Linked DNA regions of Homo sapiens: region 1 is linked to region 2. A link is an interaction called in ENCODE POLR2A ChIA-PET data of the cell type or tissue named here. Cell type or tissue: OCI-LY7. All regions are shown on one strand. Each heading gives the region's core, and the rest is flanking DNA. Links, peaks and the distances in the headings are about the cores only.

Region 1 (4,000 bases), core at 1-4,000, 250 kb after region 2:
GGTGAAATTGAAGAAAATATTGAACTTCAAATAAGCATTTTTCATCACAAATGATATTAGTTCTTAAATTATTTCTTTAAGGTTAAAAAAGGTTTATAAGAAAGACTAAGCGACTGGTGAGGCAGCTCATGCCTGTAATCCCAGCACTTTGGGAGGCTAAACTGGGAGGATCACTTGAGTTCCTCCTCATATTTTTTTTTTTTTTTTTTTTGAGATGGAGTCTCGCTCTGTTGCCCAGGCTGGAGTGCAGTGGTGCGATCTCGTCTCACTGCAGCCTCTGCCCCCTGGGTTCAAGTGATTCTCTGCCTCAGCCTCCCAAGTAGCTGGGATTACAGGTGCCCGCCACCACGCCCGGCTAATTTAGTCGGGTGGGGTTTCACCATCTTAGCCAGGCTGGTCTTGAACTCCTGACCTTGTGATCCCCCTGACTTGGCCTCCCGAAGTGCTAGGATTACAGGTGTGAGCCACCGCTCCTGGCGAGTTCTTCCTCATTTTGAACTCCTGGGCTCAAGCCATCCTTCCACCTTGGCCTCCCAAAGTACTGGGATTATAGGCGTGAGCCACCACGCCCAGCCACCTTCCATATTTCGATGAATTTCTTAGTTTGTTGTGTTTTGATGTCAAAACAATTAAACTTTTTATTTGGAAATAATTCCATACTCACAGATAAAATAATACAAAGAACTTCCATATACCCTTATAAACATTTCACAACATATATTTTCTCACTCATATTTCTCTTCCTTTCTCTCATACACATACATATGTAATATATTATTATTTTTTGGAACCATCTGAGAGTAGGTTGACTATATTATGTCCATTTATCCCTCAATACTTCAGTATGTATCTCTTTTTTTTTTTTTTTTTTTTGAGACGGAGTCTTGCTCTGTCGCCCAGGCTGGAGTGCAGTGGCGCGATCTCGGCTCACTGCAAGCTCCGTCTCCCAGGTTCATGCCATTCTCCTGCCTCAGCCTCCCGAGTAGCTGGGACTACAGGCCTCCGCCATCATACCCGGCTATTTTTTTTGTATTTTTTAGTAGAGACGGGGTTTCACCGTGTTAGCCAGGATGGTCTCGATCTCCTGACCTAGTGATCTGTCCGCCTCGGCCTCCCAAAGTGCTGGGATTACAGGAGTGAGCCACTGCGCCCGGCCTAATACTTCAGTATGTATTTCTTAAGAACAAGGATCATCTCTTACATAAGTATAGCACAGTTACCAGATTCAGGACATTTATTTATGTATTTATTTATTTTTTGAGATGGAGTTTCACGCTGTCACCCAGGCAGGAGTGCAGTGGCGCGATCTCGGCTCACTGCAATGTCTGTCTCCTGGGTTCAAGCGATTCTCCTGCCTCAGCCTCCTGAGTAGCTGGGACTACAGGCACGTGCAACCATGCCTGGCTAATTTTTTGTATTTTGTTTTTTCAGTAGAGAAGGGGTTTCACTGTGTTAGCCAGGATGGTCTCAATCTCCTGACCTCGTGATCCACCCGCCTCGGCCTCCCATAGTGCTGGGATTACAGGCGTGAGCCACTGCACCCGGCCAGCCTTGTCTAGTTTCTTCACTGTCTAGTTATCTTTTTTTTTTCTTTTTGAGACAAGGTCTTGCTATGGCATCCAGGCTGGATGCGGTGGTGCAATCCATGGCTCACTGCAACGTTGACCTGCTGGGCTCAAGCAATCTCCTCCTATCTCAGCCTCCCGAGTAGCTGGGACTACAGGTGCGCACCATCACGCCTGACTAAAAAAATTTTTTTGCAGAGACATGGTCTCACTATGTTGCCCAGGCTGGTCTCAAACTCCTGAGCTCAGGTGATGCGCCTACCTCAGCCTCCCAAAGTTCTGGGATTACAAGTGTGAGCCACTGTGCCTGGCCTTGTTAAAATATTGTATGGCTCTGTGTATGTATATGATTAACATTTACACAGATGTTACTGTCTTATATATTTAATTCTTTTTTTTTTTTTTTTTGAGACGGATTCTTGCTCTGTTGCCCAGGCTGGAGTGCAGTGGCATGATCTCAGCTCATTGCAGCCTCAACCTCCCAGGCTCAAGCGATTCTCCCACCTCAGCCTCCTGGGTGGCTGGGATTACAGGTGTACGCCAGCATACTCAGCTAATTTTTGATATTTTGTAGAGAGGGGATTTCACCATGTTGGCCAGGCTTATCTCAAATGCCTGGGCTCAAATGGTGCTCCAGCTTTGGCCTCCCAAAGTGCTAGGATTACAGGGTGAGCCTCCATGCCTGGCTGATTTAATTCTTTCTTACTTTTAAAATATAATACCACCCCCTTAAGCCCTCTATATATTTCTGTGTGTATCTTTATTTCTTCTAATAGCTGCTTTGTGGTCCAAAGCACACATTACATTATTTCTTTCTTTCTTTTTTTATTTGAGATGGAGTCTCGCTTTGTTGCCCAGGCTGGAGTGCAGTGGCACAATCTCGGCTCACTGCAAGCTCCGCCTCCCGGGTTCATGCCATTCTCCTGCCTCAGCCTCCCAAGTAGCTGGGACTAAAGGCGCCAGCCACCACGCCTGGCTAATTTTTTTGTATTTTTAGTAGAGACGGGGTTTCACCGTGTTAGCCAGGATGGTCTCGATCTCCTGACCTCGTGATCTGCCTGCCTTGGCCTCCCAAAGTGCTGAGATTACAGGCGTGAGCCACTGCGCCTGGAGATTTATTTCTTTATTTTATTTATTTATTTGTTTATTTTGAGATGGAGTCTCACTGCGTCGCCCAGGCTGGAGTGCAGTGGCAGGATCTTGGCTCAGTGCAACCTCCGCCTCCCCGGTTCAAGCGATTCTCCTGGCTCAGCCTCCTGAGTACTGGGGCTACAGGCACGCGCCACCATGTCCGGCTAATTTTTGTATTTTTTAGTAAAGACGGGGTTTCGCCATATTGGCCAGGTTGGTCTCGAACTCCTGACCTTGTGGTCTACCTGGCTTGGCCTCCCAAAGTGCTGGGATTACAGGTGTGAGCCACTGGGCCCGGAATATTTATTTTTTTGAGACAGTCTTGCTCTGTTACCCAGGCTGGAGTGCAGTGGTGCGATCTTGGCTCACTGCAACATCCAACACCTAGGTTCAAGTGATTCTCTTGCCTCAGCCTCCCAGGTAGCTGGGACTATAGGCACACACCAGCAAGCCTGGCTAATTTTTGTATTTTTTAGTAGAGATGGGTTTTCACCATGTGGACCAGGCAGGTCTTGAACTCCTAACCTCAAGTGATCTACCACTGTTGGCCTCCCAAAGTGCTGGGACTACAGGTGTGAGCCATCATGCCTGGCCAACATTACATATTTTACTGATACTTCACCCTAGTGTTAGATATTTAGATTGCTTTTAGTTCCCTACTTCTACAAACTGCTGTGATGAGTATCCTCTATGGGCACATGGGGAAATTTCTCAGATAATTTTCTCGGAGTGTGCTTTCTGTGATGTAGGATATGTTTATGGTTTTCATAACCAATTTTACTAAATATGAGTACATTGAGCACCAGAATGTCTGTACCAGTCTTCGTTTCTGCCAAAAATGCATTGTGTCAGTTTCTTCCCATTCTCAAAATTTTCATATACCCAGTTTTTTTGGTCAGACTGTATGAATAAAATAGTATCTTATTTTGTTATTTTTCACTCTTTTTATCACCCCCATTTAAATTTGGTGCCAAGAACTGAGGCAATTGCAGGAGTTGCTGATGGCCTCGCAAATCTTAACCCTGTCACTTGGGTTAAGACCATCGGAAGTACTACGATTGTAAATCTCATATTAATCCTTGTGTGCCTGTTTTGTCTGTTGTGGCTCTTGCACAGATTTTTCTTGCGTTGCCTTTTCTTTTCCGTATCTACTACCACTTTCTTAGGTCAGGCTCTTAACACTCATTTTGAATTCAGCAATTGATGTTTTGATCTAACTGTTTTCTCTGCCTCCATATTTAGCCCCATCATAACTCTATTTCACATTGCCACCAAATCTGATTGTGAAATCCCCTTAAATCATT
Region 2 (7,695 bases), core at 3,696-7,695:
TCACGCCTGTAATCCCAGCACTTTGGAAGGCTGAGGCAGGCAGATCACCTGAGATCAGAAGTTCGAGACCAGCCTGACCAACATGGAGAAACCCTGTCTCTACTAAAAAATACAAAATTAGCCGGGCATGGTGGCACATGCCTGTAATCCCAGCTACACGGGAGGCTGAGGCAGGAGAATCGCTTGAACCCAGGAGGCAGAGGTTGCGGTGAGCCAAGATCACGCAATTGCACTCCAGCCTGGGCAACAAGAGCGAATCTCAGTCTCAAAAAAAACAAAAAAAAAAAAAACAAAAAAAAAAAAACACAGTTTGAGTAGATTTTTCCACAAACAACGGTTACCTCTATAGAGATAAAATCAGCAACTAGGGATAGGAAGGACAATTAATTTTCACTTTACCAAATGTGGCAGTATGACCTATTCAAATAAATATATTGTTTCATTTATTTATTTATTTTCAGACGGACACTTGCTCTGTTGCCCAGGCTGGAGTGCAGTGGCGCGATCTCTGCTCACTGCGACCTCCACCTCCCAGGTTCAGCGATTCCCCTGCCTCAGCCTCCTGAGTAGCTGGGACTAAAGGCATGCGCCACCATACCTGGCTAATTTTTGTATTTTTAGTAGAGATGGGGTTTCACCATGTTGGCCAGGCTGGTCTACGAACTCCTGACCTCGTGATTTGCCCGCCTCAGCCTCCCAAAGTGCTGGGATTGCCGTGCCTGGCCAAATATATTGTTTTAAAAACAAAAGACCTGTTGCCCAAGCTGTTGTGTAATCACCGCTAGGTTTTCTTTTTTTTTTTTTTTTTGAGACGGAGTCTCGCTCTGTCGCGCAGGCTGGAGTGCAGTGGCGCGATCTCAGCTCACTGCAAGCTCTGCCTCCCAGGTTCACGCCATTCTCCTGCCTCAGCCTCCCGAGTAGCTGGGACTACAGGCGCCCACCACCACGCTAGGCTAATTTTTTGTATTTTTAGTAGAGACGGGGTTTCACTGTGTTAGCCAGGATGGTCTCGATCTCCTGACCTTGTGATCCGCCCACCTCGGCCTCCCAAAGTGCTGGGATTACAGGCGTGAGCCACCGTGCCTGGCACCGCTAGGTTTTCAACTACCTGCTGGACATCCCCAGCTGGCTATCCTTCCTTGCACCTGAGACTATTTAAATCCAACCTCACTCCCCCACCCCCATTCTAAATAAAACTGGCTGTTCCTGCCACCTTCATATTTCTCTTAAAAGTACATTTCCCCAGTCACTTAGGCTTGGCCCAAAGTCATTTCTGTTCCTCCTCCCTAGCCTCCCACCAAACCCCCTACTCTGTGCCAAAACAACCACCTGCCGACCGGGCACGGTGGCTCACACCTGTAATCCCAGCACTTTGGGAGGCCAAGGCGGGTGGATTGCCTGAGGTCAAGAGTTCCAGACCAGCCTGGCTAACGTGGTGAAACACCTTCTCTACTAAAAATACAAAAAAATTAGCCGGGCATGGTGGCACCCGCCTTCAGTCCTACAAAATACAAAAAATTAGCTGGACATGGTGGTGCAGACCTGTAGTTCCCAGCTACTCGGGAGGCTGAGGCAGGAGAATCTCTTCCACCCGGGAGATGGAGGTTGCAGTAAGCCGAGATCGCACCACTGCCCTCCAGCCTGGGCGACAGAAGGGGACCCCGTCAAAAAACAAAAACAAAAAAAAAAAACACCTGGCTCTTCCATTTCAGTTTTTTCATGTCTCTGGAATTTTTTGTTTGTTTTGAAACAGAGTATCACTCTGTCACCCAGGCTGGGGGGCGTGGCATGATCACAGCTCACTGCAGCCTCTACCCCACAGGCTCAAGAGATCCTCCCACTTCAGCCTCCAGACTAGCTGGTACTAAAGGTCTGCACCACCATGCCCAGCTAATTTTTGTATTTTGTAGAGATGGGGTTTCACTATGTTGTCCAGTCTAGTCTCCTGGGTTCAAGTGATCCTCCCGCCTCAGCCTTTCAAAGTGCCGGGATTACAGGTGTAAGCCACCATGTCCGGCCTGGAATTTTTTTTTTCTTAATCCTTCTTCCAGGCCAGGCACAGTGCCTCACACCTGAAATCCCAGTACTTTGGAAGGTCAAGGTGGATAGATGGCTTGAGCCCGGGAGTTTGAGACCAGCTTGGGCAACATGGTGAAACCTGGTCTCTACAAAAAATACAAAAAATTGGCCGGGCATGGTGGTGCATACCTGTAGCCCCAGTTATTCAGGAGGCTGAGTTGAGAGAATCACTTGAGCCCAGGAGATCGAGGCTGCAGTGAGCTGAGATCTCACTGCACTCCAGACTGAGTGACAGAGCGAGAGTCTTTCTCAAAAAAAAAAACAACAAAAAAAAAACCCACTCTCATCTCCTAAGTAAGAGTCTAGTGGCTTTTGTTTACACCTAGAGTAGAAAAGTTAAGTGGTATCACTGCCTTTAGTCTTGCCCTCTTCTATCCCAGCTTCCCACCAGTGTTGAGTTCATTGTCCCAATACAACTAATCTCTCTGATTAAGGTGCTCCCCTATGGTGAGCCCCATGGCTTCCCTGGGCCTACCCAGTAAACTCTCCCACCCAGCAGCTGTGCCCTCCTCACCCTTAGGTTCAGCCTACCCTACCCTTATCTTATGGTGGGAGCCATGCCTTGTTGCAGCGATCTGGCTGCTTCACTTCCCCATGCCTTCTCTCCATCTTCCCTTTCCTCTTCATACCTTTATTAATTTCCTTCCCTGGGTCTGGAAGGTCTCTCCTCAACCTTGCCACCTCCTTCATGACCCCTAATTTCTTCCACCCTCCCTGATCTAGATGTGGTGTCTCCCTTTAACCTACTAAAGTGCCACATTATTTATTTATTTTGGGGTTTCCCTTTATTTTAAACTCAAGGATTTAGGCTCAATTATGTGGAAGAGAGAATTTCTTCATTCATTCAGCGAATACTAAGTATCTACCCTTTGCTAGGCAACAAGGATACAAAGATGCATCTGACACAGCCCTTTCCCTCCCTGGAGCTCCTTCTGACTCCTTGACTCCTTGATCCCCTTCCTCCTTTTTTTTTTTTTTGGAGACAGAGTCTTGCTCTGTTGCCCAGGCTGTAGTGCAGTGGTATAATCTCCACTCACTGCAACCTCTGCCTCCCAGGTTCAAGAAATTCTCCTGCCTCAGCCTCCCGAATAGCTGGGACCACAGGTCCATGCCGCCACATCCAGCTAATTTTTTGTATTTTTAGTAGAGACTAAAATACTAAATTTTTAGTAGAGCCTGTTGCCCAGGCTGGCCTCGAACCCCTGAGCTCAGGCAATCCGCCAGCCTCAGCCTCCCGTGAGCCACTGCACCCGGCCCTCTTTCTTTATAATACTTAATGAACACATGTCTGTGTCTGTCCCAGGAATAGATTCATCACAAACATCTTGAAGGCAGGGTTCATTCCATTCATCTCAGCATGGTCTCACTCATAACAACATGTGCTTAGTTCACTTAGGATGCTTATTAAATAACAACCCTTTAGTTAAATAGACTAAAAATTGATATTTTTGACCAGGCACAAAGGCTCACACCTGTTATCCCAACACTTTATGAGGCTGAGGGCAGGAGGATTGCTTGAGCCCAGGAATTCAATACCAGACTGCACAACAAGGCAAGACCCCATCTCTACAAAAAATTTTCTAAAAACTTAGCCAGGTGTGCTGGCACAGACCTGTGGTCCCAGCTACTCAGGAGGCTGAGGTGGGAGGATCACTTGAGCCCAGGAGGTTGAGGCCACAGTGAGCCATGTTCACACCAAGCCACTCCAGCCTGGGCAACAGAGCAAGACCCTGTCTCAAAAAATAATAAATAAATACATAATTTTTTTTTTGAGATGGAGTTTCGCTTTTGTTGCCCATACTGGAGTGCAGTGGCACGATCTTGGCTCACTGCAACCTCCACCTCCCGGGTTCAAGAGATTCTCCTGCTTCAGCTTCCCAAATAGCTGGGATTACAGGTGCCTGCCACCATGCCCGGCTACTTTTTGTATTTTTAGTTGAGACGAGGCTTACCATGTTGGCCAGGCTGGTCTCGAACTCCTGACCTCATGTGATCCGCCCACAAAGGCCTCCCAAAGTGCTGGGATTACAGGCGTGAGCCACAGCACCTGGCCAATAAATAGAAATTTTTGATCTCATATATTGTTTTTTTCATATGTTTTCTGCTGACCCAAAAAATTAAATAAATGTGCCGACTGCTTTTCAATTTTTTTTTTCAATAAGGCTCCAGGTCAACAGTAGTGCAAGCTTTTAATGAATAAATATGCTAACATCAAAATAAGTTATAAATGGTAATTATTAGCAAATAGTTTTGAAAGTATTTGAGAGTAGCTTAGTTTTGTATATGCAAAATACTTCTCCCAGTTATTCAACAAGTATTTACTGAGCATCCACTATGTACCAGGCATTGCTTTTTGCACGACGACATGGAAGTGGAAAAAAAAAAAGAAATAAGCCAAGTCCCTTTTCTCCTGCAGCTCACATTTTTATTTATCAAGCGTTTTTGTTTATAAGCTCCAGCCTTCAAAACCTCTCATGTAAAAGCATTATTATCCACCCAACAAGCAAATCCAATGGGGAAGAAGCGTGCCAACTGACCTTGAGAGTCCAGTTTATGAAAGAACTTGAGACAAACGCTGAAGACAGCAGTTTGTATTAGCCATGGTAATGTCTTTCTTACTTCAGCCTTTGTTTCGTTTTCAGGAAATCAGAAATAGAGATATCTGAGTTTAGACTTTGTTGCAGAGTAGATTATCTTATCTCCCCTCTGGATGTTCAAAATAAAATTCCCCCAAATATTGGGACCAAAGCTATCACAAAAACAAAACAAACAAACAAAAAAGCCAGCCATGGTGGTGCATGCCTGTGGTCTCAGCTACTCAGGAGGTTGAGGTGGGAGGATAGCTTGAGCCCAAGTGGTCAAGGCTTCAGTGAGCCAAGATCATACCACTGCCCTCCAGCCTGGGTGACAGAGCCAGACGCTGTCTCACAAAAAAGAAAAGAGAGAGAGAGAAATTCCCCCAAACAGAAAAAGACTGATGTAACATTTAAATGTGAAGGCAGGAAGACCACTATAGGAAATGGCCTGGTTCCTCTCAGTAAAAGCATGTTACTGCCTCAGAAGAAGAGACATGGGGTAAATGTTTAATTTCAGTTAAAGAATAAATTATCTTTCTCATAGACATGTAAATTAAGATGGATCACAAAGCCTTTTCAGATGCCTCTGCCTTTTAGAGCAACCATAAGCAGAAAAGCCAATTATAAAAGTTTTTACTCTCAAAGGATAATATAGAAAATTATTTCTAGGAGCTGTGCAAAGGAAAGCTGTGAGCATAAGCAATACTGAAAAGAAATGAAATGTAAGGAATTTTCTGCCCCCTTTTCTTATGTGCCTGGAGGAGGAAGAACACTAGTAATTTTCCAAGTGCCTGTTTACTTTCACTTTATCTTGATGTTGGGGGAGGCGGAAACTTAGAAGTGTTACATCACTGCCAGTCCTGTGCTTGAGTGAGAAGCCACTTTTGCCCAACTGAGCTAAAAAACTATTGAAACTATCAGTTTCCTCATACACATTCTCAGTCCATAATCGTCTAGACTTTGGTAGAGGGGTAGGATTATACATATATATTGTATTAAATCTTTTTCTTAAGCACTCTCACTGTCAGAAACAACTGAAATACGCTAACATGTCCAACAGTGTTATCACCTCTCCGATCAAGTGTGCATCCTGGTCCCAATCATGCTTTAGAGCACTACAAATAGCCCCTTGTGTTAAGCACGTTTTATAGCCTTCACTCTACAGTCTGAAACTTGAACTTTCCCCAGAAGTTTTGTTGATATTAAAAGTGATCTGGAAAGGATAAAGAGTCTGATCTTTTTAATGCTTAAGAATTGTTTTGGGCTGGGCATGGTGGCTCATGCTTATAGTCCCAGCACTTTGGGAGACCAAGGCGGGAGAATCATTAAGATCAGGAGTTTGAGATCAGCCAGACCAACATAGTGAAACCCCGTCTCTACTAAAAATACAAAAATTAGCTGGGCATGGTGGCGTGAGCCTGTAGTCCTAGCTACTCAGGAGGCTGAGGCAGGAGAATCACTTGAACTCGGGAGGTGGAGGTTGCAGGGAGCCGAGATGATACCACCGTATTCCAGCCTGGGCAATAGAGCAAGACTCCATCTCAGAAAAAAAAAAAAAAAAAAAAAAGAACTGTTTTGTATGAAGTAATGAATGCTGTTAGAGGAAATTCAAGTCTGTATATTGAATAAATCACCCATATAAGATCTAATTTTTTTTTTTTTTTGAGACAGAGTCTTGCTCTGTCACCCAGGCTGGAATGCAGTGGCACGATCTCAGCTCACTGCAACCTTGGCCTCCTGGGTTCAAGCAATTCTCTGCCTCAGCCTCCCCAATATCTGGGATTACAGGCGCCCACCACCATACCTTGCTAATTTTTTTGTATTTTTATTTATTTATTTATTTTTCTTTTTTTTGAGACAGAGTCTTGCTCTGTTGCCCAGGCTGGAGTGCAGTGGTGCCATCTCGGCTCACTGCAAGCTCCGTCTCCCGGGTTCATGCCATTCTCCTGCCTCAGCCTCCCGAGTAGCTGGGACTACAGGTGCCCACCACCACGCCTGGCTAATTTTTTTGTATTTTTAGTAGAGACGGGGTTTCACCGTGTTAGCCAGGATGGTCTCGATCTCCTGACCTCGTAATCCACCCGCCTCGGCCTCCCAAAGTGCTGGGATTACAGGCGTAAGCCACCGAGCCCAGCCTGTATTTTTAGTAGAGACCGGGTTTCACCATCTTGGCCAGGTTATTCTTCAACTCCTGAACTCATGATCCATCCACCTCGGCCTCTCAAAGTGCTGGGATTACAGACGTGAGCCACTGCGCCCGGCCTACAATATCTATTATAATGCACTTCTCTCTTTTTTTTTTTTTTTTTAACACTAAGAAGATATTTCAGGCTGGGTGTGGTGGCTCCCATCTGTAACATCTGCAATCCTAGCATTTTGGGAGGCTGACACTTAAGCCTCGGAGTTCAAGACCAGCCTGGGCAACATAGTGAGACCCTCTCCTCTATAAAACAATAAAATAAAACAAAGAAAAGAAAGAAAAAATGTGTAAAGAAAAAAAAAAAAAAGAAGGCCAGACACAGTGGCTCACGCCTGTAATCCCAGCACTTAGGGAGGCCAAGGCAGGTGGATCACCTGAGGTCAGGAGTTCGAACCCAGCCTGGCCAACATGGTGAAACCCTGTCTCTACTAAAAATACAAAAATTAGCCGGGCGTAGTGGTGGGCGCCTGTAATCCCAGCTACTAGGGAGGCTGAGTCAGGAGAATTGCTTGAACCCGGGAGACGGAGGTTGCAGTGAGCCGAGGTGGCGCCACTGCACTCCAGCCTGGGCTACAAGAACAAAACTCCGTCTCAAAAAATAAAAAAGAAAAGGAAAGGAAAGGAGAAAAGAAATGCACACTAAACTATAATGAAATATTACTTTAGATCCATCAGATTGGCAAAAATTAGAAAATATGGCTGGGCATGGTGGCTCACGCCTGTAATCCAGCACTTTGGAAGGCCGAGGCAGGCGATCACCTGAGGTCAGGAGCTCGAGACTCAGCCTGGCCAATACGGCAAAACCTGTCTCTACTAAAAATACCAGAAAAAAAAAAAAAA

What was found. Peaks named below come from ENCODE experiments on the same cell type or tissue, not always from the same donor. Only the 100,000 strongest peaks of a DNase experiment are listed, where the experiment ranks them.
Region 1: POLR2A ChIA-PET joins it to region 2 with 6 read pairs; 3 of 35 experiments call an interaction of 5 or more read pairs at or near these places.

Annotation. Positions count from the first base shown.
Region 1 is chr6:73,333,057-73,337,056 of GRCh38, reverse strand. No RefSeq gene overlaps it. Among named protein-coding and RNA genes, the nearest start is that of DPPA5, 19 kb to the left of the region's middle. In OCI-LY7, for the core only: no CTCF peak of the experiment used is centred there; no DNase peak of the experiment used is centred there.
Region 2 is chr6:73,583,502-73,591,196 of GRCh38, reverse strand. No RefSeq gene overlaps it. Among named protein-coding and RNA genes, the nearest start is that of EEF1A1-AS1, 64 kb to the right of the region's middle. In OCI-LY7, for the core only: no CTCF peak of the experiment used is centred there; DNase peaks (open chromatin) are centred at 5,076 and 5,496; H3K4me3 peaks cover 1,703 bases; H3K27ac peaks cover 1,896 bases.